Regions from separate parts of the Mus musculus genome. Here regions 2, 3, 4 and 5 are each linked to region 1. The links are chromatin loops, found by intact Hi-C in ENCODE. Cell type or tissue: left cerebral cortex. All regions are shown on one strand.

Evidence for each region. Hi-C counts contacts between places; a loop is a spot of excess contacts. Peaks named below come from ENCODE experiments on the same cell type or tissue, not always from the same donor. Only the 100,000 strongest peaks of a DNase experiment are listed, where the experiment ranks them.
Region 2: a loop joins it to region 1, with 2.2 times the contacts of the local background. A loop is called at or near these places in 16 of 42 quality-filtered maps.
Region 3: it touches region 1 in a loop (7-fold over the local background); 16 of 42 quality-filtered maps call a loop at or near these places.
Region 4: a loop joins it to region 1, with 11 times the contacts of the local background. A loop is called at or near these places in 16 of 42 quality-filtered maps.
Region 5: it touches region 1 in a loop (4-fold over the local background); 2 of 42 quality-filtered maps call a loop at or near these places.

Annotation. Positions count from the first base shown.
Region 1 is chr1:74,450,436-74,455,435 of GRCm38, forward strand. It overlaps Usp37 (ubiquitin specific peptidase 37), which reads right to left. Exons shown (of 24, transcript NM_001310662.1): 18 at 3,393-3,648; 19 at 2,252-2,418; 20 at 60-120. Among named protein-coding and RNA genes, the nearest start is that of Vil1, 44 kb to the left of the region's middle. In left cerebral cortex, a CTCF peak has its summit at 2,473 (motif pointing left); a DNase peak (open chromatin) is centred at 2,393; H3K27ac peaks cover 190 bases.
Region 2 is chr1:74,287,958-74,292,957 of GRCm38, forward strand. The region is part of intron 2 of Pnkd (paroxysmal nonkinesiogenic dyskinesia); the gene reads left to right. Tmbim1 (transmembrane BAX inhibitor motif containing 1) reads right to left here. Exons shown (of 12, transcript NM_027154.5): 5 at 4,878-4,931; 6 at 4,500-4,550; 7 at 3,738-3,777; 8 at 3,474-3,511; 9 at 3,243-3,330; 10 at 2,795-2,890; 11 at 1,914-1,967; 12 at 290-1,561. The coding sequence ends at 1,415. Among named protein-coding and RNA genes, the nearest start is that of Pnkd, 5.4 kb to the left of the region's middle. In left cerebral cortex, no CTCF peak of the experiment used is centred here; DNase peaks (open chromatin) are centred at 2,390 and 4,939; H3K27ac peaks cover 931 bases.
Region 3 is chr1:74,203,094-74,208,093 of GRCm38, forward strand. Mir1928 (microRNA 1928) reads right to left here and starts at 3,527; the gene lies at 3,461-3,527. In left cerebral cortex, a CTCF peak has its summit at 2,918 (motif pointing right); a DNase peak (open chromatin) is centred at 2,963.
Region 4 is chr1:74,310,577-74,315,576 of GRCm38, forward strand. All of the region lies in intron 2 of Pnkd (paroxysmal nonkinesiogenic dyskinesia), which reads left to right. Among named protein-coding and RNA genes, the nearest start is that of Tmbim1, 8.7 kb to the left of the region's middle. In left cerebral cortex, a CTCF peak has its summit at 2,935 (motif pointing right); a DNase peak (open chromatin) is centred at 2,943.
Region 5 is chr1:73,899,200-73,904,199 of GRCm38, forward strand. No RefSeq gene overlaps it. Among named protein-coding and RNA genes, the nearest start is that of 6030407O03Rik, 37 kb to the left of the region's middle. In left cerebral cortex, CTCF peaks have their summits at 2,538 (motif pointing right) and 3,323 (motif pointing right); DNase peaks (open chromatin) are centred at 2,539, 3,386, 3,562 and 3,991.

The sequences.
Region 1 (5,000 bases):
TTCTTCTATGTATTAATGTACTTTTCCATTTAAAAATATAATTGAAATCCTCCCCATACCTTGAAGACTTAATTCTGTAGCCCTTTTGAGGTCGTCATCTTCCTTCTGTTCCCAAGCCTCCTACAGAGAGAAGAACAGGAACAAGTGTTTAAAGAGGCACAGCACGCTGCTCTGAGAGCACTTGCTTGCCATGCCTTCCCTAGCTTTACAGCTATCTGGACTCTGACCTATGTGGAATAGAAGCTTGTTTCTTTTCAACACTGTCCTCTTAAAACATAACGTTGGGGTTTTTATTTCCTCTGGTCAATAACATTGTCAAGTCATTCAATGTGACTGTATGGCGTATTTTTTTTTTTAAATATAAAAAAATGCCAGGCACAGTGCTGCAGAAATGGCTCAGCAGTTAAGAGCACTGACGTCTAGAGATCCTGAGTTCAATTCCCAGCACCCACATGGTGGCTCACAACCCTCGGAAATGGGATCTCTTCTGGTCTGAAAACAGCAGCAGTGTAATCATTCACACCTAGCAAACTACTTACTTTCTTTTCCCTGGACTTAGCATTTATCACCCTTTATGGTACAGATGTAAACACTGCTACACTGCAGATTTCAGACAACCTACAGTGAATATACTTATTCTTTTTCAATAACTACTTATAAGTAGTGTAGAACACAACTGGCTCTCCTGAGCGGATGATGAACACTTCCATCCAGGAGACACTCATACCCTGTGTGTGACAGCAGAATGAGCAGTATCCCTACAGGTTACCGAGCCATCTATTTCTACTTTATTCTAACTAAAGAAACCAGATCCACAAGACAGGTTTGGCAGCAATACTAAATGAAGACCCTTGACTGTCATTTTTCTGAAACAGCAAAGGTATTCTTAGGAAAAAATATAAGTAGGCTGGGCAGTGGTAGCACACACCTTTAATCCCAAGCATTTGGGAGGCGGAGGCAGGCAAATCTCTGGGTTCAAGGTCAACCTGGTCTACAGAGCATGTTCTAGGACAGACAGGTCTACACAGAGAAACCCTGTCTCAAACAAAACAAAATAAGAAAAAAAATGTAAATAAAAATGTTTGAGCCGGGCAGTGGTGGTGTATGCCTTTAATCCTAGCACTTGGGAGGCAGAGGCAGGAGGATTTCTGAGTTCAAGGCCAGCCTGGTCTACATAGTGAGTTCCAGGACAGCTAGGGCTGTACAGAGAAACCCTGTCTCGAAAAACCAAAAAACAGGAAAAAAATAAAATGTTTAACTGCCTTTATGACTGGGGACAAAGTTCAGTAGTAAAATCCTTGTATAAGGACCTGGGTCCCATCTCCAGCGTCACATACATGTATCTTATTACACTGTAAGTAGAAAAGCACTGCTTATAAATAAAAGGTTAGAAGAACCGATTGAGATTGTAAAGGAGCTCTTCTCAATCTTAGTTGTTCATTAGAATCACCAGGGAAGACTTTTAAAATCTAGATTAAAAGAAAGAGAAATCCAGATGCCCAGTCCATATCCAAGGTTTATCCTTTAAAGATTTATCAGTATTAGGACAATTCAGGCATCAGTATTTTTGGAGCACCTCAGGTAACTTTAAAACATAATCAAGATTGAAAAGCACTGGTCTGCCAGGTGGCTGGGGTGCTCACCTTTACCACCAGCCCTGGGAGGCAGAGGCAGGCCAATCTCTCTGAGTTCAAAGGCAGCCTAGTCTACAGAGATAGTTCCAGGACAGTGAGAACTACATGAAGAAACTCTTTCTTGAAAAACAAAACGACAAAAAAGCAAAACAAACAGACAAAATAAGGGTCCAATCACCAGAATTTAAAAATTATTAGATTTTAGATATTTGTGGTCAAATAATTTATAGTAAAAGAAATATTGTAAAAAAAATAACCAGGGCTGAAGAGATGGCTCACAACCAGAAAATAACCAAACAATAATCTACCACTCATAAAATCATGGTGAGGTACTTGTTGACAGCTTGCAGAATAAAGCTAATGGAATAATCTTTAACATCCCTATAGCATATAACATGGCCAACAATATTTTATTCCATTTTAATAATAAAAACCCTACTAATTTAATAACTGTTCCAGTCCAAACAAGCCCAAATAATTTTTTTCCAATAACTAATTGTATGTAGCTATCTAGGAGCAATGAATGACTAACACACAGTAAATGATTAACACGCCAGTCTTTGTGATTCCACTCCTGGAAGCATGGAAGCAGCAGCAACAGGAAGAAAGTGTCTTACTTGCTCTTGAAGGCTCTGAGCCAGTGCTTGCTGCAGCTCCTGCTCTTCTCTTTCCCGGTCTACGTCATACTGCTGGAGCCAATCAACCTCTCCCTGAGAGCCTTCTGGAGTTTTGTTTTCTTTATTCTCATCACAGTCTTTTGTTATCTCAGTAAAACTAGCAGGACCTGAAAAGCAAAACATTATTTTGGAGAAACCCTGAACTTTGTGGACTCTAGTGACACCTACTGTTAAGAAAGAGTAATTTACCTTGCCCTCATTAACACTATAGGTTAGGGTCTAATGTAGCTCAGGCAGGCCTAGAACTTTCTAAGTATCTGAGGATGGCCGAGACTTTGACCTCCCATCTACACTTCCTTGATGGGATTACTGTACACACCATCATGCTTGGTTTGGGGATGCTGGGTTTTGTGCATGGTGGGCACACAGCTACTAAACAAGCTACCAAGCTACTATACTCCCAGTTGTACTTAGAATTTTTTGGGACAAATAATTTCATCTTACCACATCTATATCAGGGTTTCTCAGGCTCAGTATCATTAATAATTTGCATGAGGTGCCGATGAGGCCTTTTGGGGAGTGGGAAATGGAGAAGTGTGTATGCTGTAAATTTTAGCAGAATTCCCCAGACTCTCTGAGATAGGAGAGCCACCTTACAGGAATTAAAGATCCCTTTCATCTATGGAAATGGAAGTGGCTCATGCCAGAAGTAGTCCATGTCTCTCTATTTGTGACGACCATTCCAGGGCAGCAGAGAATGCCCTTGATTTAGAAGCACTGACCCACAGAATGGTTCTGAAAACAAAGAATGACTATGACCAAGTGATATGCATTATAGAGTGACTAACAAGAGCAGGGGAATACATTGCATTAAGAGGAAATAAATACCTCAGAAGAACACCATCAGCTTTTTGGGTTTTGTTATCCTGAGGATACACTAATTATTATTTTACTTGCATATAAAGTAATTTGAAATTAAGACGCTCTGACTCCACAAAAATCTAGAAAATAATTTTGCGATATCGCTCTATGACTTCCATGTCCAAATGTGAGGGCTTTAGGATAACTTAGAAGCTGCATGTCAGTAAAGGCTCTGGAACACATGTTTTGTGTAACAGATACTTATCTTGGTGAACCTTACCTGGCTCAGTGATTGTTTTGGACTTCTCAATTTCCATAGCATCTGGATTTTCAGGCATTTCTGGAATATCATCTTCTGCAAAGCCGGTGTCCGGACTGCTGGTTGGCTTATCATCATCTTCAGGGCTAAGTACCGGCGAAGCTTCTCTCCTGCTTATCTCTAACACAGCTGCCAGCACCTCTTCCTCACTCATTCTGTCAAATCCTGAGTTCTCCAGTTCTGCCTTCCCAGGCTCTAATCTGCACAATTTCAAATCCTGAAGAAGAGCATTACTTTTACAAGAAGGCAAAATGTCCATTAATATACCCAATGTCTACCAATATGAATGTCAATCAATCAATATAGCTAATGCTCAACACTATATCTAATATACTCTAGAGTTTAAAGTGGGAACTGGGAGGCTAGAAAGATGGCTACACACACAATTTAAAAATAAGAGTGTGGAACTGAATTTGTGTGCTACCATGTCTGGCTTCTGTGGTGCTGTTGCTCACACCCATAGCTTCATGTACTAGGCAAGCACTTTACCAACTGAGCTACAACTCCAAACTGAACAGTTTTGCTTGATTACAACAGTGCCAAGTATACCCTTTAAAGAAATGTGGAAGGTAAACACTGCTAAAATAAAGTTACTCAAAACAATAAGTTAACTGGGTGTGGTGGTGCATGCCTGTAATTCTAGCACTTAGAAGGCAGAGGCAAGAAAACTGTTGTAAGTTCTAGGCCAGCTTGGGCTATAACATGAAATCCTGTCTCAAAAAAGCCCAAAAATCAAAAGATTAGTCAAAGGTAATAAGTACTAGATATACATGGATTATACTGTAAACATTCTTTTTATTATCCTAAATATTCTATTTTAAATGCTGGCTGGCAGAGTCAGATTATATAGCTCTGACTGGCCTGGAACTACTATATGAACCAGACTCACAGATAGCCACCTGTTTCTGCCTCCTAAGTACTGGGACATCACCTAGTAATATTGTCTAGTCTTAAATGAGAAAAATGAAAACTACACAAGATTATATAAATCATAAAAATATATGGAGTTCCTTTTATTCTAGGAGAATTTCTAGTATTCTTTCATATTCCAGGGAAGCAATTAGAACCCTTCAGCTCTCCACTAAATGCAGACACTATTGCATATGCCAGCAAGATTATGCTGAAAGGACCCTGATATAGCTCTCTCTTGTGAGGCTATGCCAATGCCTGGCAAATACAGAAGTGGACACTCACAGTCATCTATAGGATGGAACACAGGGTCCCCAATGGAGGAGCTAGAGAAAGTACCCAAGGAGCTGAAGGGGTCTGCAACCCTATAGGTGGAACAATATTGACTATCCAGTACTCCCAGAGCTCATGTCTCTAGCTGTATATGTAGCAGAAGATGGCCTAGTCGGCCATCATTGGGAAGAGAGGCCCCTTGGCATTGCAAACTTTATATGCCCTAGTACAGGGGAACGCCAGGGCCAAGAAGTGGGAGTGGGTGGATAGAGAAGCAGGGCGGGGGGGGGGGAATAGGGGACTTTTGGGATAGCATTTGAAATGTAAATGAAGAAAATATCTAATAAAAAATTAAAAAAAAAAAAGAACCCTTTAGCTCTGTTGTAA
Region 2 (5,000 bases), 160 kb before region 1:
CTATGGTCTAGCCCCTTTCCTATAAAGATGGAGCTTCCCGGGGGAGTTAAAGCTAGGCAAGTTTTACAGAGGGTTCATGGCATACACGTGATCCTGCGGGGTGGCTGAGAAGCCCCTTCTGGAGCCAGTGCTCCTGGAGCCAGTGCTGCAGACTTGAGCTCCGTTCCTCAGGCAGCTTTTACCATTGCAGCAGCCTGTCTCACCCACCACCAAGAACTGTTCAGGAAAGTCTTTCTTCCAAATACTGGGTTCCCACCTTAGAGTTAAGAAAGCCACAGCAACTCAAGGGTCTTCCTGCCAAACATAAAACTTTATTACATTTCTAGTTGTGTCCCTCTGTGATATATTCAGAATCAAGTACTGGACAGAATAGCTCTAACTATGTCCTTGGGCTAGTAAGGTTTCTACCCCACCTGATAAACCGGCTTCTGTTCCCATCCTGGTACCAGCCGGAGGAGGCACTTGGATTACATAGAAAGCAGCAGCTGGCTTGAAGAGGGGGTTTTAGTCTGAAATCTCCCAATGGGAATACAGAACAGATTGAACTTGTGTACCAGAGTAGACTTCAGTGTTTCTCAGACCAGAGAGGGCACCCAAGGCGCTTTCCCTGTCCCCACTTATCTCTCACCCAGACTGCTTCCCAGCCACACCCAGAATCCCACAATCCACCTCTGTGTGTCAGAGCAAAATAGGAGGTCCCTCTAGGTCCGATTTTAAAAGCCTCAGAAGGCCCCAAGGCACTTTGGGTCTGGATGGTAGCCAGGCTGGGCGCCAGGCAGGGTGGATGCCATTCTGGTTTAGCCCCCATACTGATGAAACTCTGCTCACTGTCTTTTTTCCCCTAGCCAGATAAATAACTGATACATGTTACTGGAAGATGGGGTTGGAACAGAGAGACCCCAGGGCACAGATCTCTTCTAGCTTCTAAAGCTAAGAGATGCCAAGCCTAAAGAGTTCAGACAGCATAAGTGGCCTATGAGCACTGGAGCTGGAGGCAAAGCATCTGGCTTTATTGGATCCAGGAGGGAGACAGCTCCAGCTCCTAGCCTAGAACCCTGTGGCCGAGGTGGGAGGGGAGCCTCTTCCCCTCAGAGCTCCTGTGTTCACAGGCTCCCTACTCCCCTACACACACCCACACACACCCACCCACACACACACACAGAGTTTGGTGCATACTCGTCATGGGTAAAGGGAAGGAGATACACCTTCAGACTAGTTCTTACCAAGCCCACCAAGGGCTAAGAGGTGCCAGTGATCCCAGCATCATGGCTCTCACTGAACACAGCCAGAGGTCCTCCCATCCCCAGGACGGAGAGGAAACTGAGCAGATTACTTGAGGGGAGACGGGACCTAGGGCCCAGCCCAATAGGAAAGGGTGAGTCCCAGGCCAGTGAAAGGGACATCTCTCTTTCTCTCAGTCTCTACTTCCTACGAGCTGGAGCACGAACGTGAAGATATAGACTATATCTGTGTAGATCTGTAGGGCGCCTGTGATGTAGTCCTCCGGGCTGATGGTGTGCTTCCGGTTCCCCAGGACCAGCTGTGTGTCATAAGCCAGGAACTGCAGGGAAACCAGACATGAGTGCCAAGGAGCTCAGTGTCCAGGGTTCACTTCCTGTCAGCACGATGTCCTGAGAGCCCTGGGCCAGCCATATAGCTCACTAATGGAGTCAGTCACTAGGGAGGAGTGTGCTTTTTACATGGTTTCTGCCATTGAGCAGTTCACTTGTCTACCAGAGACTGGCACACATCTGTTACCCAGCCAGCAATGTGAACAGAGCAAAACAGGGATGTCAGAAACTTGTAAAACACCTACATAAGAAGAGAACAATTGTCCATGGCTCCTCCCCACCTCCCAAGCTGCCTAAAAGCCACCATCTCAGCTCCCCTCCCAGAAGAGGGAACTAACTTACCAGGGTGAAACAGATGGCCCCCAGAGCTGCATAGACCATGTGGAGCCAGTAAATCTGTAAAATAGCACAGTATGGCATTAGGGAGCCACGCAGAGCATAGCCAAAGCAGGCCTTGGAGACCCAGCTGACCCTGGGACTCCAGCTAGAGAGGCAGGTAGGGAAGCTACCTCTCCAGGATCCCCATCTTGCCTCTAGATCCTGGGAGAAACTGAGATTGTAATTTATCTGCCAAAGGCTGTCCCACAATGTCCACGTTAGCCCATCAGCCCAACTGAAAGCTAGTGAAGTCCAGGAATGTCTACTGGAGGTCATGGAAACAAGACAAGCCCAGTGCATGCTGTTTGAAGAGCCTGTGACAGTGAGCTCCCAGGAGCCAGCCCATGGATGCAGCTCACTGGCTCCTACAGCCCACCTTAGATACAGTTTAGAGAAGCCTGTTGGCAACCTGCCACCCCACTCAACACTCCTGCCAAGTGCCTGTACACAGACCAGGACCAGCCATGGTGAGGGGGGGGCAGCACCTCTTGTTTTGATCCTTCCCCTCCAACCCTGTGTTCCCGCCTTAGCTGACTGGAAGCAAAGAACGCAGCAGAACCAGCAATCTCGGGGCCACTTCCATCCAGGCCCAACTTAGTCCTTCACGAAACCTGGTCTCGGCTAACCTATCAGTTCCTGTAGGAACCAAGTGGTGCTATCCAGGGCTTAAGGGGGCTGTGGTTTATCACCTGCCTGAGAGAAATCTGTTATACCCTAACCCAAAAGGATGGTATTGTGTTGGTGCCTGCACTGGCCAGTGGAGAGGTGTGTGAGCCAGAGCCCGCCCCTGCTCCACAGGAAGTCTGCTGCCTGGGTTCTGCCTACCCTTCTGGCAGGACACTCACATATTTAAAGATCAGCACTATGCTTGTGACAATTCCGGTCACCATCAGCACTATTCCCAGCACACAGAAGAGGCCTGTACACGAGGTGAAGTCCACCTAGCAGAAAGGGAGAAAGAGGCACGTCGATAACTGCCATCCTTAGCATCCCAGAGGACTGACCCTGAGCCCCAGTTGGGGAGTCCCAGTGCTGCTCTTGGGGACATGGCAGTGACAGTGATATGCTAAGGACATATATCATACAGGAAGCAATTTGTCAAGTACAGACATGGGAGCAGGAGATTAGGCTAGGGAAGTCCCTAGTCTGCAAGGGTCTGAACCCTTCCATGCCTGCCCAAGTGCTGAACCCAAAGGTGTGTGTGTGTGTGTGTGTGTGTGTGTGTGTGTGTGTGTGTGTGTGTGTGTGTGTAAGAGGGCAGGATGGTCAGAGAAAGGCCTTCCCCATCCTCACCTTAGTCTGAAAGCAGAAGATGGTGACAGAGATGGATACCACAGCGGTGATGATCATTGCTATGATGACAGCTTTGGTTTCATACATACTGGGGAAAAGGAAGCAGCGTTGAGATGGGCCAGAGGCAGAAGCCATAAATAGACTCCCTATGTTCAGGATTGTGCCCATAGTCCATCCAGCCTTCCATGACATTCCCTCCCCAAGAGCATGGAGGATTGTCCCTGAACATACCTGGAAATAGTGCCTGTCACAAAGCCCAAAGCCAAAGTCTGCGGGCAGGAGAGAATGAGGCCAATGGTTAAGAACAGCATGGGCTATTGAGTATGGCTCAACACAGAACAGCCTCAACACTGGTCGCCATGACCCTGCAGGAGCTGGGGGTAACTGTATTGGGAAGAACAGCCACAGAGGAAAGCAAGAGCAGGGCCAGCCAAGGACAAGGGTGTCCCCAACCCTTCCCCGAGTGTAGGTCTTCCATTTCCCTTCTAGACTTACAAAGATGGTGAGCAAGATGATGTTCCATGGGAATCGGCGCCTGGAGACAGAGGGAGAGGGAGGAAGACCCTGGTTACCTGCCTGGGCCATCAAGTCTCAGCAGCTCCTTTAGCAGAAGTCCTGAGAAATAAGCCTTCTCCTTAGGGAGGGTACTCAGATATTTACACAAGGATAACCCGAGACAGTCCTTTCCTGTGGAGCCAGCATGGCTGGGACTTGTTTAGAACCTGCATGTCTCCTGTGTGACTGTGACAAAATCCCTTGGCGCCTCTGAACCCTGAGTTCTTCCTGATAGAGATGCAGTAACTTTCCCTTTTATGTTTGTAATTTTTTATTACGTTGGTGTGTGTGTGTGTGTGTGTGCATGCACCACAGCACACATGTGGAGATCAGAGGACAGCTTGTAGGAATCATTTTCTTTCCAACATGTGGGTCTCGGGCCTCAAACTCAGATCATTAGGCGTGGTGGAAAGTACCTTTACCTGTTGAGACATCTTGCTACTTCCTCCCTTTTTGATTTTCTTTACTGTTTATTAAATGCTCGACATGGTACATATCTTGTATATATGATTCTTCCATATCTTGTAAGATAGATATAGCATATAGGTGGGCATTGCACACTACTCTGTAACACAGCTGGCCTCTTGTTCCTCATCAATACTCCTTGTAGGCTCTCTTCACTGTGCAAACCCTTTTCCTCTTACAATGCTCTGCCCCTGTCCCACTTTCTGCCCTCCTCTTGTCAGGGTCTCCAACACTCACCTGGGTCCCTGGCAGCAGGCAAGGGTCAGGTAGGTGACAAGGAAGACAGCACTGAGGGAAGAGATGGGACATAGCTATAGGACACGACACCCCCCGGCCTGCTCCTAGCCCAGTATGACCTGAAGGCAATGCAAGGTGATCATAGAGAGCCTGGGCAGCACCATGAAACCTTCATTCCATCACCACGTGTCTGCCTGCTCCTGTCCTGTCCCAGCACTCCGTGATGTTACTCCTCCTCAGGTTGCTCTTCTGCCCCTGCCTGGAGACTGGCACAGTTTCTGGGAAGCCCTCTCTCTTAGGGCATAGTTCTGCCCTGAACAACGCCGGTCAGCTGCCTCCTGTCCCCCTCCCATCCCAGCAGCAACAGCCTGCACTCACTAGGACACGTAGTACACAGCCACATTGTTCCTCACGTATTTGCCGACTGGTTCCCTGTAAAACAGAGGACACCAAGAAAAGAATCATCCTGTGGCTGTCCGCCTCCAGCGGAGAGCCACCCCT
Region 3 (5,000 bases), 250 kb before region 1:
CCCTGGCTGTCCTGGAACTCACTTTGTAGACCAGGCTGGCCTTGAACTCAGAAATCCGCCTGCCTCTGCCTCCCAAGTGCTGGGACTAAAGGCGTGCACCACCACGCCCGGTTTAGTTGTTACTTTTTTTAAAGATTTATTTGTTTTATATACGTGAGTACACTATCGCTATCTTCAGACACACCAGAAGATGATATCAGACCCAATTACAGATGGTTGTAAACCACCATGTGGTTGCTGGGAATTGAACTCGGGACCTCTGGAAGAGCAGCCAGTGCTCTTATCAGTTGCGCCATCTCTCCAGCCCAAGTTGTTCCTATTTTGAGCTCATTTTTCTCATCAAGAACAGGTTTTGAATTTTGTCCAAGGTTTCTATATAGATAATCATGTGACTTTTTCTCCTCAAAATAGATTAATAAATTAATTTTGTTGGTAATTCCCTAATGCTGAGTGCTGCTTGGGCTTTTAGAATAAATACCATTTCTTGAATAAAAAGAATGGGATATAGTGCTGGAGTTAAGAGCACTGACTGTTCTTCCTGAGTTCAAGTCCCAGCAACCACGTGGTGGCTCACAACCATCCGTCATGAGATCCGACGCCCTCTTCTGGTGCGTCTGAAGACAGCTAAAGTGTACTTAGATATAATAATAAATAAATCTTTTTTTAAAAAGAGGGGGATAGAAACTGAAGCCCTGAACTGGTATTGTCTTAGCCAGGGTGTCTATTGCTGTAATGAAACACCATGAGCAAAAGCAACTTGGGGAGGAAAGGGTTTATTTCAGCTCATACTTCTAGATCACAGTCCTTTACCAAGGCTAAGCCGGAGCAGGAACTCAAGCAGGGCAAGAACCAAAAGGCAGGAGCTGATGTGGAAGCAATGGAGGGATGTCGCTTATTGGCTTGCTCCCTTTGCTTGCTCAGCCTGCTTTCTTAGAGAACCCTGGAACCACCTGCCCAGGGGTGGTGGACTGGACCCTCCCTCCGACACTGGTGATAATTAGGAAAATTATCACTTGCCCATGGGCCAATCTGATGTGGATATTTTCTTAATTCAAGTTCTCTCTTCTGAGATGACTAGCTGTATCAAGTTGACATAGCACAAATGGCCTTCAAAGCTTTGCTTGGTCTCTCTCGCCCTCTGTTCCTTGCCTCTGCCTTCACCTGAGTGACCCAAACACTAGAAACTTCCTGTCTCCTAGTTCCTGGGAGTCTGAAGTCCAGATGTCAGCATGACTGTTTTTCCTCTTTAGGGCAGTGAGAAGTACTCTATCTAACCTGTTCCATACATTGCTCCGGATCATGTAGTTTGCTGGCAAAAGGTGGAGTTCCTTGGCCTGTAGAAGCACAATCCAGTATCTGTCCTTATGTGCCCATGCTCCCTCCACTGTGTCTCAGTTCGTGGGTTCCTAGGCCTGTATCCCATTTTGATAAGATCACCAGTTATTGAGATTTTGTCTTTTACTGTCTATTGTAATCCTAAGGGGGGGGGGGAGCAAGACCTGGAGTCTGCCTTAACCAATGCGATCTTGCCCTCCAAATTAATTTTGATTTGTAAATACAGATGCCAACTGCCAATAATTAGGCAGAAGAGACATAGGTGAGGTTCTCAGCTAGGGGAAGGGGAGGAGGAAGGAGAAGCAGCCATGGGTTAAGAGTTAGAGAGTGGCCCTGAGGACTGCCCAATTAGAGTTAAGAGGAGCCCAGATAAAACTTAGTAAATAAGTAATATTTTCCTGGTTTATCCATAGGAAAATAGATTCTAACAGCATGGAGGGTAGGCAGCTATTCAGCTCTTGTGTTGGTTAAGGCTTATTGTAAATATAAAAGCTGTGTGTGTGTCTTTCAATCCAGAACTAATTGGTTTAAGAGGGGGTTCTACTCCAGGCTGAGATTTAAATAATTACCGCAACAACCAACTGGGGCTCCCTTAATAGCCTCAGCTAAACTAACTACAATCTCAACAACTCTAATTCCAAATAAGGTCACATTCTGATGTCCTCAGGGTTACGTCTTGGAGACAGGAGGCAGGAACACAATTCCGGCCATCCATGAGCCATCTGCCGTAGCCTCTGGCTTTGCCCCTGGGTGTTGCTTCACTGTTTAGCCATTGGCTTGACTTCCTCTATCCGGAAAGCCTGCCTGCTTCAACCTGGAGTAAGGTCCTCCCTTGCCCCAAGCTTGCTGCTTGAGACCTCCTGCCTAGCAGTTCATAGCTCCCCAGGCCTTCCCAATGTCCACTCAGTAACACTCCCGCACACTTGACTTGTTCATCACGTAGTTTATTTCCGATTTCCACTTCTTGAGACTGTAAGCATGGGGAAAAGGTAGATTTTATTGTGTTTTGACCCCCATATCTCGTGCACTTTGGAGATAGCTTGGCAAGTGGTACAGAATTAAGCTCCAAGCCGGGCGTGGTGGCGCATGCCTTTAATCCCAGCACTCGGGAGGCAGAGGCAGGAGGAGTTCTGAGTTCGAGGCCAGCCTGGTCTACAGAGTGAGTTCCAGGACAGCCAGGGCTACACAGAGAAACCCTGTCTCGAAAAACAAACAAACAAAAAAAAAAACAGAATTAAGCTCCAAAAAAACATGGACTAGGAGACCCAGCCTGTGGGTAACCTGTAACCCCAGCACTTTGGAAATGGAGGATGGAGGATTATGATTTCAAGGTTATCCTGGATTACTTCAGACTTTCTCAAAAATGGAAAAGACGGAGACCTACCAGTGATTTTTTTTTCTTGCCCCAATCCTCTGGAAGGTCACACTACAGGGAAAGTTTAGGCCACTATTTATAGGAAATGACCTAGCAAGGTGAGGCGTTTCAGAAATGCCTGAAATCAAGCAGAAAATGGGGAAGGGGCAAAAAACAAAACAAAACAAAAAAACTACTGAAGACTGTAGTTTCAGAACTCCACCAGCAGAGGGCAACATTGTCTTCTAAGCAAATCAGCTAACTGCCATGATCTACTGAAACCGCTGTAACAGCCCCATTATCTGGAACCCAAGGCCACTATTTGACAAAGTCTTGGGCGTACGTACATTCCTTTTTCTCTGAGTTCTCCCACTCAAGTATTTAGCCATTAGCCCAATGTGAGTAATCTAACATCAGTTCCCATGTGCTCTAAGGAGGGGTGAGTGAAGTTATCATGGGATTCAAAACGCGAGTCTTGTGTGGGGTCGGCCCCTTCTTGCATCCCACAAACCTTTTCTCCAGAAGATTCTCAGCCTCTTGGGTTACCCTACTTTCCTTTTCATCGAGGCAGTTAAAAGCTGCACAGAAATCAAACTTCAGGACTAGGGACGCAGCTCCCTCTGTAGAGTGTTTGCAAGCAGGAAGCCCTGGGTTCCATCAGGGTACCTGTGTAGCTTTGAGACTGTTTGCCTGCAGTGGCGCAGGGGGTGCGGCGGGAGTGGAGGTCTCTGGTCTTTCCCCCTTATGATTTTTTTTTTCTTCTTTACAAGTTGGGGTTAGAGCTGGCAATGTAGCTCAGTGGTAGAGCACTTGCCTACAATGCGCAAAGCTCTATCCTCGAAACCCTCTCCTCCCCAAGAAAACTGAGGTCTTGAGGTACCTTCCAACCTACCCTGAATGCCTGAGTTTGGGCAGTGTTCCTGCCTCAGCCTCCGGAGCTGGGCTCTCAGCACCCACCGTCATGCCTAGCTTTTTTCTCCTAGTACAAAGCACACTGATCCTCCTGATAGGGCCGGCCCCTCCTTTGGTCACTAGCACACAATACCTGTCAATCATCTTGGAGGAAAGCCTTGTGTGCTTCCGGTTAAAGATGCTTCAGCGAGTGCTGGTGGGAGGATGTGGCAGCGCAAAGCATGATGGGCCAGACACTGCTCTTCCTTTCCCGTCTATTCCTCTTACTGGATGGTGCATCCTCCTTCAGGACAAGCTCTCCTCTTAGCTAATCCTCTCTGGGAACACTCTGCCGCCCAACCCTAGAGGCATTTACTGACCAATCAAGTGGAGTTAACAATCTCGATGAACCATCAGGAGGGCTGGCGATAGATTGCTTCCCTAGCATACACCGGGTTCAATCCTCAGCACCCCACGAATGCGACATGAGAATACAGACTATTCCCAATGTCTCAACCTTAAACAAAGCAAATGCCCCAAAAATGTCAGAAGCAATATGTGGGTAATAGTTGATAACCTGTTTGCAGCTTTATAAAAAAGGTTAGGGTGTTGTTTTTTTTTTTTAGATGTATTTACTTTATGTTCTGTTAATGGGTGTTTTATCAGCGTGTATGTTGGTGCAGCACACGCATCTCTGGTGCCTAACAAGGCCAGAAAGGGGCAGTAGTTACAGACTGTTAGGAGCTGCCATGCAGGTGCTGGGAATCTAACTCAGGCCCTCTGGAAGCAGTCAGTATTAACCACTAAACCATCTCTCCAGGCCCCTGTGTGCAGCTTTGGGTCAGTTAAAGTCAACAGAATAGCTTTTTCCCTTAGAAAATTCTGTTTAAAATTTCTGTGAAAAAGGATCTCTCATTCTTTGTGGGCTGTTCAACAAATATAAGACAATTGTCCTTTGTTAAGGACAGGTATTTGAGAGACTCCAGAAACACAACAGACATGCAACAGGGTAAGACAGACCAAGACAGGCCAAGCACACACAACAGAGAGGCTACAGTCAGGTGAAAGGCCACAAAACCCCTAAAGACGGAAGATACAGGGAGGGAAATGGGGAATTCAGGATATGGGCTCATTCATGGTCTAAACTATTCCAAGGGGTTGAAGAGATGGCTCAGTCCTTAAAGGCTAATTCATTCTGTGACAAACACCACATCCACTTGACTAGAACCACCTCCTTCTCTGTGGGCAGGGTTTTGTATTCTCATGAGGTTCCAGAGAGTTCTAATGAACATTTGTGTCTCTGATGCAAGCTTTCTTATTGCCTCTTACGGGCTCCCAACAATAACACGTTCTACCCTGTGCATCCCAACGAGCAAAGTCAGCATGCTGTATGACAGACTGACTGTCAAAGCAGTATCCT
Region 4 (5,000 bases), 140 kb before region 1:
ATTCACAAAAAATACATTTAATCCTGGCAGAAGCAGGCAGATCTCTGAGTCTGAGGTCAGCATGGTCTGAAGAGCAAGTTCTAAGCAGCTGAGTTACACAGCAAAACCTTGTGGTAGTAGGAGAGGGGTGGAGAAAGAAAGAAATGGGAAAAAAAAAGAAGGAAGGAAAGGAAAAAGCAGTTATTATGTTTCAGGCAGTGTTATAGGGTTTGGACATCAGGGACAATTTAGGTGAAAATGTGCATTCTAGCAAGAAAACAACAGGCATTTGATGTCAAAACCAATTGATAGAGGTCGCTCCATCTTGAACAGAAAAGAGAAAAAATCCTATTGATAAAATATTGGACTTTGTTGGGTGTAGTGGTGGATGTCTTTAATCCTTATCCTCCTGGGGAAGCAGATACAGGTGGATCTCCATCAGTTCAAGGCCAGCCTAGTCTTCCTAACAGATCCCAGGCCAGCCAAAGCTACATGGTGAGGTCTTGTCTCAAAAACAATAATAATCAGGGCTGTAGAGATGACTCAGTGGTTAAGAACACTGACTGCTCTCCCAGAGGTCCTGAGTTCAATTCTCAGCAAGCACATGGTGGCTCACAACCACCCACAATGAGATCTGATGCCCTCTTCTGGTGTGTCTGAAGACACCTACAGTGTACTCATACGAATAAAGTAAATAATTTAAAAAAAATTTTTTTAAAGAAAAAGACATGAGTGCCATGGACCAGGCTCAGTCAGCCCCTCTCAACCCATGGGGAATCAAGGTTCCAGACAGGTGGGCAAGGAGTTGGCGAGAATTGACAGACCCAGACACAAGGGAGTGCTGAATCTTAATGTAATTTTTCACAAAGCAAACAGCAGTCTTATATAATACAGAAAACAAAGGAGTAGGGTGTCACAGCAGGCAAGGTACATTTAAACTGTCTTACACAAGACAAGGAATGGCTTCAAAGGGCTGACAGGAACCAGGTAGTGTTTACAGTAAAGATAAAACAGCCCTGCCTAGCTAGAGTCAATTAATGACTGGTAAGGATTTCACACCCTAGTCACAATTTGTCCTTCTCCTTTGAGCCTTGTGAAAGCTAGCACCAGGGGGTTCTGCTCTAGCAGACCTTATGAATAATGCAAATCCACAACCCCCTTTTTCCTAGGCCTTGGTAAATACTTGCATATGAAAGTAACTTGGCAGTTCTTTTAAGTATCTGTAGGGAATTTTCATTTGTCAGAAGAATTCACCAATATGCAATGTAGTCTGCTATACCTGGCTGTAATGAAGATTCTAAGTATACTTTGCTAAGCTTGCCCTGAGACTTCTATCTCTTAGCCAGTAAAATACTGTAAGAAAGCACGCAAGACCTTCCACAATATTGCAGGGACAAATCTGGGGCAGTTTAGCTATGGGAATGCCAAGGTTCCAGGAGGCTAAGTTTCCTTGAAACTCTTTGCCTCGTGACTGCTTCCAGACTTTTAAACCTGTCTGTGACACGAGTCCCTACTGGAGTGGATGTAGCACATTAGGAATAGTCCTGTGGTGCTGTGTAAACAGACCCAACTAGAAATGGAAGTGAGCTGTGGAATAAGGAAGCTGGACCCTATCTGGCATCCACCAAGGCAAGGCCAGGGCCAGGGTCCCCTGTCCAGCTTCTCTGACCATCGGAATCATCCGAGATGCTTGTGAAAAAAGTGCAAATGCCCTGGGGGAATGTTTCCCTCCAGACCCGAGGGCCAGCTGTAAGCTCAGGCCCCAGGGGAGCCACTAGCCAACTCCAAGTTATAATCACTGGTGGCTGTGGGACCTTGGGGCTGGTCCTTAACTACTCTGTGCCTTGGTGGCTGTGTCTGTACAAAGAGAGGTAATAATAGAATGTGTTTGTAAGGTTTAAAAATAGTAGTTGTCAAGTGCTTGGGGCAAAGTTGAAAAGTCCCTTGTTACAGGTCTGGAGGGAGCCCGCCCAGTGACTCAGATGAGCTTGATCTCAGGACCTATTGGGATGAAGTTGCCTAGGCCAGGATTCTCAGCAGGGTCCGGATCACGCTGAATCCTTATTCCCTGCCCAGGGCCACCTTGTATCTTGGTCTCTTGAGCCATCAGGCCTGTTTGGAGTGTTCAGGATTGAGTTTGCCCACCCAGCCCCTGCTCCTATGCTATGGATGACTTCCTCCATCTTTTGTTTCTCCCTACCTCAGCCTCCCAATCAGGAAGCTCCCTTTAACATTCTTCTTACATATCTAAGAAATCCATCTCTGAGAATCATCACCACGTACTGGCTTCTCACTCTGACCTTACACAGGCCCTGCCTTCCCAGGCCTGCACTGTGTTCCAAGTGTTTACCAGATTCCTACCTCTGGCTCCCAGCTTTCCAGCTCTGCCTCTGACAGTGCTGTGACCACATCAGGCTCAACGATGTATTGATCTTAGCACGTTTCCCCCTGTGTAGGGACTGAAGCCGGCGATTAAAGCCAGGGTCGCACATATGTCAGGCAAGTGTTCTACTGTCCAGATACCATGACCTCACTGCCTCTTTCTAGTCCCACAAAAAGTAATTTGATCTGAAATTAGAAAAAAAATGGAACAAAATTTGGTTTTACACTAAGTATACTTCAAGTCTCAGTAGTCCTAAGTGGGTAGTAGCTACCATACAGAACAGCTCTGTGGGGCAAGGTGTAGACCATAGTTAACCCTTTACCTCACTATAAGGTGCCTAGCCTAGCCTGGACCAGACATTTTTAGTTTTTGAGACCAGCTCACATGTAACCCAGGCTGGCCTAAGCTAGCCTTGAATTCTTCATCCTCTTCCTTGCACCTGCTAAGTGCTAGAATTACAAGCATGAGCCCCCTAGATCCACTCTGTATTAGTTTGCTTTCTTATCATAAGCACCCGAATCCCATTGACATCTCAGTAAGAGAAAGACACAGATCTAGGCATGACCACTAGATGGCATGATCTGGCTACCAATGCTTGACAAGAAGGTAGGTGCCGACGATTTTGCAGAGACACAGTTGGAAGAACATTCACTCAGTGCTCTCAATGCTATGTTCAAAATAGAGGATCCTAGCCAGAACTAACAAATATAATAAAACAGACTAAATAAGGTAGGAAATATTGCTCAGTGCACTTCCGTTTCCTCTTTACTTACTGTGTATGTCTAGTGTGTGGATCTAAGTCTAAAATGTCATTCCCCCTTCAATCCACGCTTTATCACAGCATCAGATTGGGGGGAGATTTATGTTAAAAAGCCACAAGGGATCACCAACGAGGTTCAGCAGGTAAAGAGCTTGCTGCCAAACCTCAAACAAAGTTGGATCCCTGGGAATCACATGGTAGGTAAAGGAGAGAACAGACTCCCGCAGGCACATGGTTCTCTCTCTCTCTCTCTCTCTCTGCCTCTCTCTCTCTCTGCCTCTCTCCCTCTCTGTTTCTCTCTCTGCCTCTCTCTGTCTCTGTCTCTGTCTCTCTCTCTCTCTCACACACACACACACACACACACACACACACACATGTGTTTGATTTTTTTGTTTGTTTGTTTTGTTTTTTGTTTTTTTTGTTTTTCTGAGACAGGGTTTCTCTGTGTAGCCCTGTCTGTCCTGGAACTCACTTTGTAGACCAGGCTGGCCTCGAACTCAGAAATCTGCCTGCCTCTGCCTCCTGAGTGCTGGGATCAAAGGCGTGCGCCACCATGCCTGGCTGTGTTTTGGCCATTTTAACCCCTCTCATATTCACCCCACTTCCCTAAACCAAACAACTTTGTTTTCTTCAAAAAACAAAACAAACAAAAATCCTATCAAGTGCAATCTGCTGCTCACATTCTCTTGATGCTTGCACAGGGTTCCACTGGAGTGTGCTCAGTCTTCCAGGAACTACCTTCTTTTTTTCTTTCTTTCTTTTTTTTTTTTTTTTTGGTTTCTCAAGACAGGGTTTCTCTGTGTAGCCCTGGCTGTCCTGGAACTCACTTTGTAGACCAGGCTGGCCTCGAACTCAGAAATCTGCCTGCCTCTGCCTCCAGAGTGCTTCAGGAGCTACGTTCTTAAGGAACACCGACTCCCTCCTTCAGCTGCTCTCAGGTGCCAGTAGCTCCCCTCCAGGCGGGATTTGTCTGCCTCAAACTAATTAATGTTTTAATTAAAGTTCCTGGGTGGAGTGGAGGGAGGATAGCTTGTAACGTGTATAAAATGTGTGTTACTGAGATCCATGGCCAAAATGTTTGAGAATCCCCTGACCTGTTACCTGTAGATGAGGCATTGGAGGTAGGCGGTGTGTTTGTAAAAGTCTGCTCAGTTTTTTCCTGCTTTTCTGGTTGTTTGTTTAAAACACCACAGCCAAAAGCAACTCTGGGAGGAAAGGGAAGTCAGGGCAGGAACCTGGCTAGGAACTGGAGCAGAGACCAGCAATGAATGCTGCTTACTGGCTAGCTCTCAAAGACCACAGCTCAGAAAAGTCAGCTACCTCATTTATACAGCCGGACTCACCTGCCTAGGGGTGGTGCTGCCCACTGTGGGCTGGGCCCTCCTGCAGCAGGTAACAATCAAGAAATGTTCCTCAGAAATGCCTACAGGATGGGCATCTGACCGAGGCAATTTCTCAATGGCAATTCCTTCTTCCTGGGTGTGTCAAATTGACAACCAAGATTAGCTTCAGTTTGTTTTGTGTTTGTGTTATTTCAAGATAAAGTCTCGCTAAACTGCCCCAGAGTGACCTTGAACTCATCTATAGACCACATAGGCCTTGAACTTGTAATAGTCTGCTTCAGCTTCCTCAGAAGAATCAGGCAGAATCAACATAATAGCACGACTTAATGATGCACAACCCAGGAATCTGGGGCAGGGGGATTCCTGGAAGATGGAAACTGACCTGAGCTTCCAGTGAGTTCCTGTCTTCAAAATAAATTCTCCACTAGGTATGGTAGCACATCTTTAATCTCTACATTCGGGAGTCAGAGTCAGTTGAACCTCTATAAGTTGGAAGTTGGCTTGATCTACAGATTGAGTTCTAGGTCAGCCAGGG
Region 5 (5,000 bases), 550 kb before region 1:
GAACTCCTAAACCTGATAAACAGCTTCAGTGCAGTAGCTGGATATAAAATTAACTCAAACAAATCAATGGCCTTTCTTTACACAAAGGATAAACAGGCTGAGAAAGAAATTAGAGAAACAACACCCTTCACAATAGTTACAAATAATATAAAATACTATGGTGTAATTCTAAGGATGTGAAAGATCTGTATGATAAGAACTTCAAGTCTCTGAAGAAAGAAATTGAAAAGGATCTCAGAAGATAGAAAGATCTCTCACGCTCATGGATTGGCAGGATAAATATAGTCAAAATGGCTATCCTGCAGAAAGCAATCTCCAGATTCAATGCAATCCCTATCAAAATTCCAACTCAATTCTTCAATGAGTTAGAAAGGGCAATTTGCAAATTCATCTGAAATAATAAAAAACCTAGGATAGCAAAAACTATTCTCAACAATAAAAGAACCTCTGGTGGAATCACCGAGCCTGACCTCAATCTGTACTACAGAGCAATTGTGATAAAAACTGCATGGTACTAATACAGCAACAGACAGGTAGATCAATGGAATAGAATTGAAGACCCAGAAATGAATCCACACACCTATGGTCACTAGATCTTTGACAAGGGAGCTAAAACCATCCAGTGGAAAAAAAGAACATTTTCAATGAATGGTGCTGGCACAACTGGCGGTTATCATGTAGAAGAATGCAAATTGATCCATTCTTATCTCCTTGTACAAAGCTCAAGTCTAATCGGATCAAAGAACTCCACATAAAACCAGAGACACTGAAATTTATAGAGGAGAAAGTAGGGAAAAGCCTCAAAGATATGGGCACAGGGGGAAAATTCCTAAACAGAACAGCAATGGCTTGTGCTGTAAGATCAAGAATTGACAAATGGGACCTCATGAAATTCCAAAGTTTCTGTAAGGCAAAAGACACAATCAATAAGACAAAAAGGCCAAGGATATGGAGAAAGAGGAACACTCCTCCATTGTTGGTGGGATTGCAAGCTTGTATAACCACTCTGGAAATCAGTCTGGCGGTTCCTCAAAAAATTGGACATAGTACTACCAGAAGATCCCACAATACCTCTCCTGGGCATATATCCAGAAGATGTTCCAACTAGTAATAAGGACACATGCTCCACTATGTTCATGGCAGCCTTATTTATAATAGCCAGAAGCTGGAAAGAACCCAGATGTCCCTCGACAGAGGAATGGATACAGAAAATGTGGTACATTTACACAATGGAGTACTGCTCAGCTATTAAAAACAATGAATTTATGAAATTCTGGGGCAAATGGATGGACCTGGAGGGCATCATCCTAAGTGAAGTAACCCAATCACAAAAGAAGTCACTTGATATGCACTCACTGTTAGAATACCCAAGATACAATTTGCAAAACACATGAAACTCAAGAAGAAGGAAGACCAAAGTGTGGATACTTCATTCTTCCTTAGAATAAGGAACAAAATATCCACGGAAGGAATTACAGAGACAAAGCTAAGAAGAAAGGATGGACCATCCAGAGACTACCCCACCCGGGGACCCATCCCATAATCAGACACCAAACTCAGACACTATTGCATATGCCAGCAAGATTTTGCTGAAAGGACCCTGATATAGCTGTCTCTTGGGAGGCTATGCCAGTGCCTGGCATACACAGAAGTGGATGCTCACAGTCAGCTATTGGATGGAACACAGGACCCCCAATGGAGGAGCTAGAGAATTACCCAAGGAGCTGAAGGGGTCTGCAACCCTATAGGTGGAACAACAATATGAACTAACCAGTACCCCCAGAGCTCGTGTCTCTAGCTGTATATGTAGCAGAAGATGGCCTAGTTGGCCATCATTGGGAAGAGAGGCCCCTAGGTTTTGCAATCTTTATATGCTCCAGTACAGGGAAATGCCAGGGCCAAGAAGTGGGAGTGGGTGGGTAGGGGAGCAGGGTGGGGGGAGGGTATAGGGAACTTTCGGGATAGCATTTGAAATGTAAATAAAGAAAATATCTAATAAAAATCTTTTTTAAAAAAAGAAAGAAAACAAATCCTACCCAGATATGACACCTAGCCACCTCACCCTCTCTAGCATAATAACCCTGAGCGCAGTTGTGGCACCAATAAGTTGAAAGAAAAGACTTAATAGAGGTGAGGAGAAAACCCAGGGATGTTCAGAAGCCACACTTAAGGAGAAATGACAACAGCCGGGACATTGCATGCCCAGTGTGACAAGGGCACTGTTGTTCTTCTCTGACTCCTGCATTGATGGTGGAGGGCACAGGCCATGCCCTGTTCATCTCACATCCTGGGATGCTGGCACAGGGTTGCATCATGCCAGGAACCTGCATGTGACCTTTGCTGCTCTCATTAGTTGTCTTGGACCCTAAGACTCTCTAGAGGAAATCACGCTTATTGTAGTGAGTCACAAGGCAGTGTCTCTGGGAGCCCTACCCTCTGCTCCTAGATGCTGTGCACAAATGAGCCTGACAGAAGTAGATCTCATCTTCTGGCTTCTTCTGAGTTGAAGTACCAAGATATTGCCACAAGGGGGCACTGTCCCCCTTCCCACGCCACTGCAGCTCTGAAAACTGGTTCCTTTCAGTCTAGGTGAAAGAGTCACTCTGCGTTTCTAAAGGAGGGTAACCTGCTGTGACTAGATAGTAAGCCACCACTGGGTGGTTGGTGGATATCAGCTTGAGCTTGCACAAGCTGCCTCCTTAGCTTCTCCTTCCCTGAGCATCCTGTCGACTCGTGCACTTTTTGAACCCAGAGCATCGACAGACCCTCCGGAGCCTGGTGATGCAGGATGCTGGCTTCTCAGTACCGTCTTGGGTTTTTTTTCCAGCTGCTGCTACCGAGGTCAAGTTTTCTTATGCAGCTCAATCCCAGGCCTGGATTCTCCAAGTGCATCCTGGAGATGGTAACCAGCCCTCCCAACCTCCTCATGGCCCTTCTAGAATTACTTGCCCTGATCTGTGGACCAGCCAAAGCTTCAATCATAGAGGGCCAACTGTAGGCTGGCTGCAGGAGGATGGACAGACAGACCTTGCCTATCCAGGAAGTGAGTTTATATTATAGGCAATGCTGGGCTAGGAAGTACCAGAGATGCCAACCCAGAGACTCATGGTAAAGAGGCCATAAGTAGCCCCCAGTCATTGACTGCCTATCCAGGGCTCCTCACTGGCTCCTGCCACCTCAGTGGACTCCAGCATGAAGGCTGAAGTTGGAATTGGGAATTGAGTGGGGGGGGGGGGTGCGGGGGCGGTGTGAAGCTGGCTCAGCAACTGCCCACTTTTACTTCCTCTTGGAAGAGCCGCAACTTCCTATTTGGCCACTGGAGGGCGCCTTGGGATCATGAAAACGCTATAAAATGTTAACCAACGTGGACTTGAGGGCCTAGACGAGAAAAGGACTTCAGACTGAGCCCTGTCTGATCATTCCAGATGTTCTCCGCATTCTGAAAGCCATCCTTTCTCATTCCAGAAGATCCTTGGAAAGAGACGGTCCTGCGGTTTCCACTCCCCCCCCTCAGCAACTGTAGCTAGCTTGGTCTACTGATGCTTCTTCCAGTGGGCACTAAGGAAGGTTGCCTGGGAGACCCGCATGAACGAGAAACATGGATCCAGACCCAGAGACTAGCGTGGGAGAAGCAGACAGGAAATGAAAAATGGAGGTGCTGGCATGCGGAGACTGGGCTGGGGCCGGGAGGGACGGAAGTGGGAGTTTGCCAGCCATTCTTACAGGTTGCAAGCCTCCATGGAGATTAAAAAAAGAATGAATGAATTGATTAATTAATCAATTCATTCATTCATTAATTTTTAAAAACAGCACCCCATCTCTAGTATCTTCTTACCTGGCCCAGCTACCACCTCCCAGATCCAGTCTAGGATTCTGGGTTAGGAGAGGCAAGGAGGAACTGGAGAAGAGGAAGGGCGGTCAGGTGGCAGTGTCACCACCAAGCACACACAGAACTCTGAGGCCACCTGGAATTACATCGCCCTCACAGTTACAAGGCCCTACCTGCTCTTCATTCCCTTATCTCCGTGGCAACAGAGCTCTGCTGTTCCTAGCCTCAGCAGCCTGGCACTAGGAAACACAGCCTGTCTGTCCCTCCTGGCACCTGCTGATGTCACCGCAATAAGAAAGATCTATTCCAGTGACAGCGACTGTGTCTCAAAGGCATCCCCACCCCTGCCCTCCTTCCCACAGATGCTCAGGGAAACCATTGTGAAAGGAGGCCACCCTCCAAATAGTGTCTGGTTATGCCTCAGTTTCCACTCCAGCCTGGACCCTCATTCCTAACTGCAGTGCCCCACACCCCAAAGTCTCTCTCTCCACCTGCAACCTTAGCACTGCTGCTGCCCCTCCTCTAGGGTGCTCCGTACGCATACATCCACATTCCTGGGTTCTCCTTCCCACACTCTGCCTTTTTAAAATGTTTTGCTTGTCATGCTCAAGACCCTCTACTAGTAACACATACACATACAGACACACACACATACATACACATAAACACACATACATACCACACAGACACACAGACACACACACACACACACACACACACACACACACACACACACACTGGTCTATGGTTTGTAAACACTTCTAACCTTTATGGTCTGAGATTGCTCACCCACAGAAACCTCCTACCAAGACTAGCCAACAGCTAACATGTGCTCCCCCCGCCCCGCTCCAGTATACATAATAAACATGCTGAAGTTCCCAGTTGTTACAGTAGCTGCTCTGGTCATCTCTCATAGCCTGTGCAGCCCATCTGTGCCCAGCTTTTCTGTACACATGTCTGTGTTTCCATCTTCTCCTTCCCACAGTGCCTCCATGAGGTTTCCAGACTTAAGCCATTCCCTGTGCACCAGGAGAGGGTGCCCCACCTGGCAGGCACTGCCCTAGGGCTTAAGGTAAACCACTCTGTGCCCTCAGGGACTTAAGAGTCTAGCGAGGAGAGAGAAAAGGAGGTCAAATAAAGAAATACCGAGCGTAGGTAATAGTTACAGTTT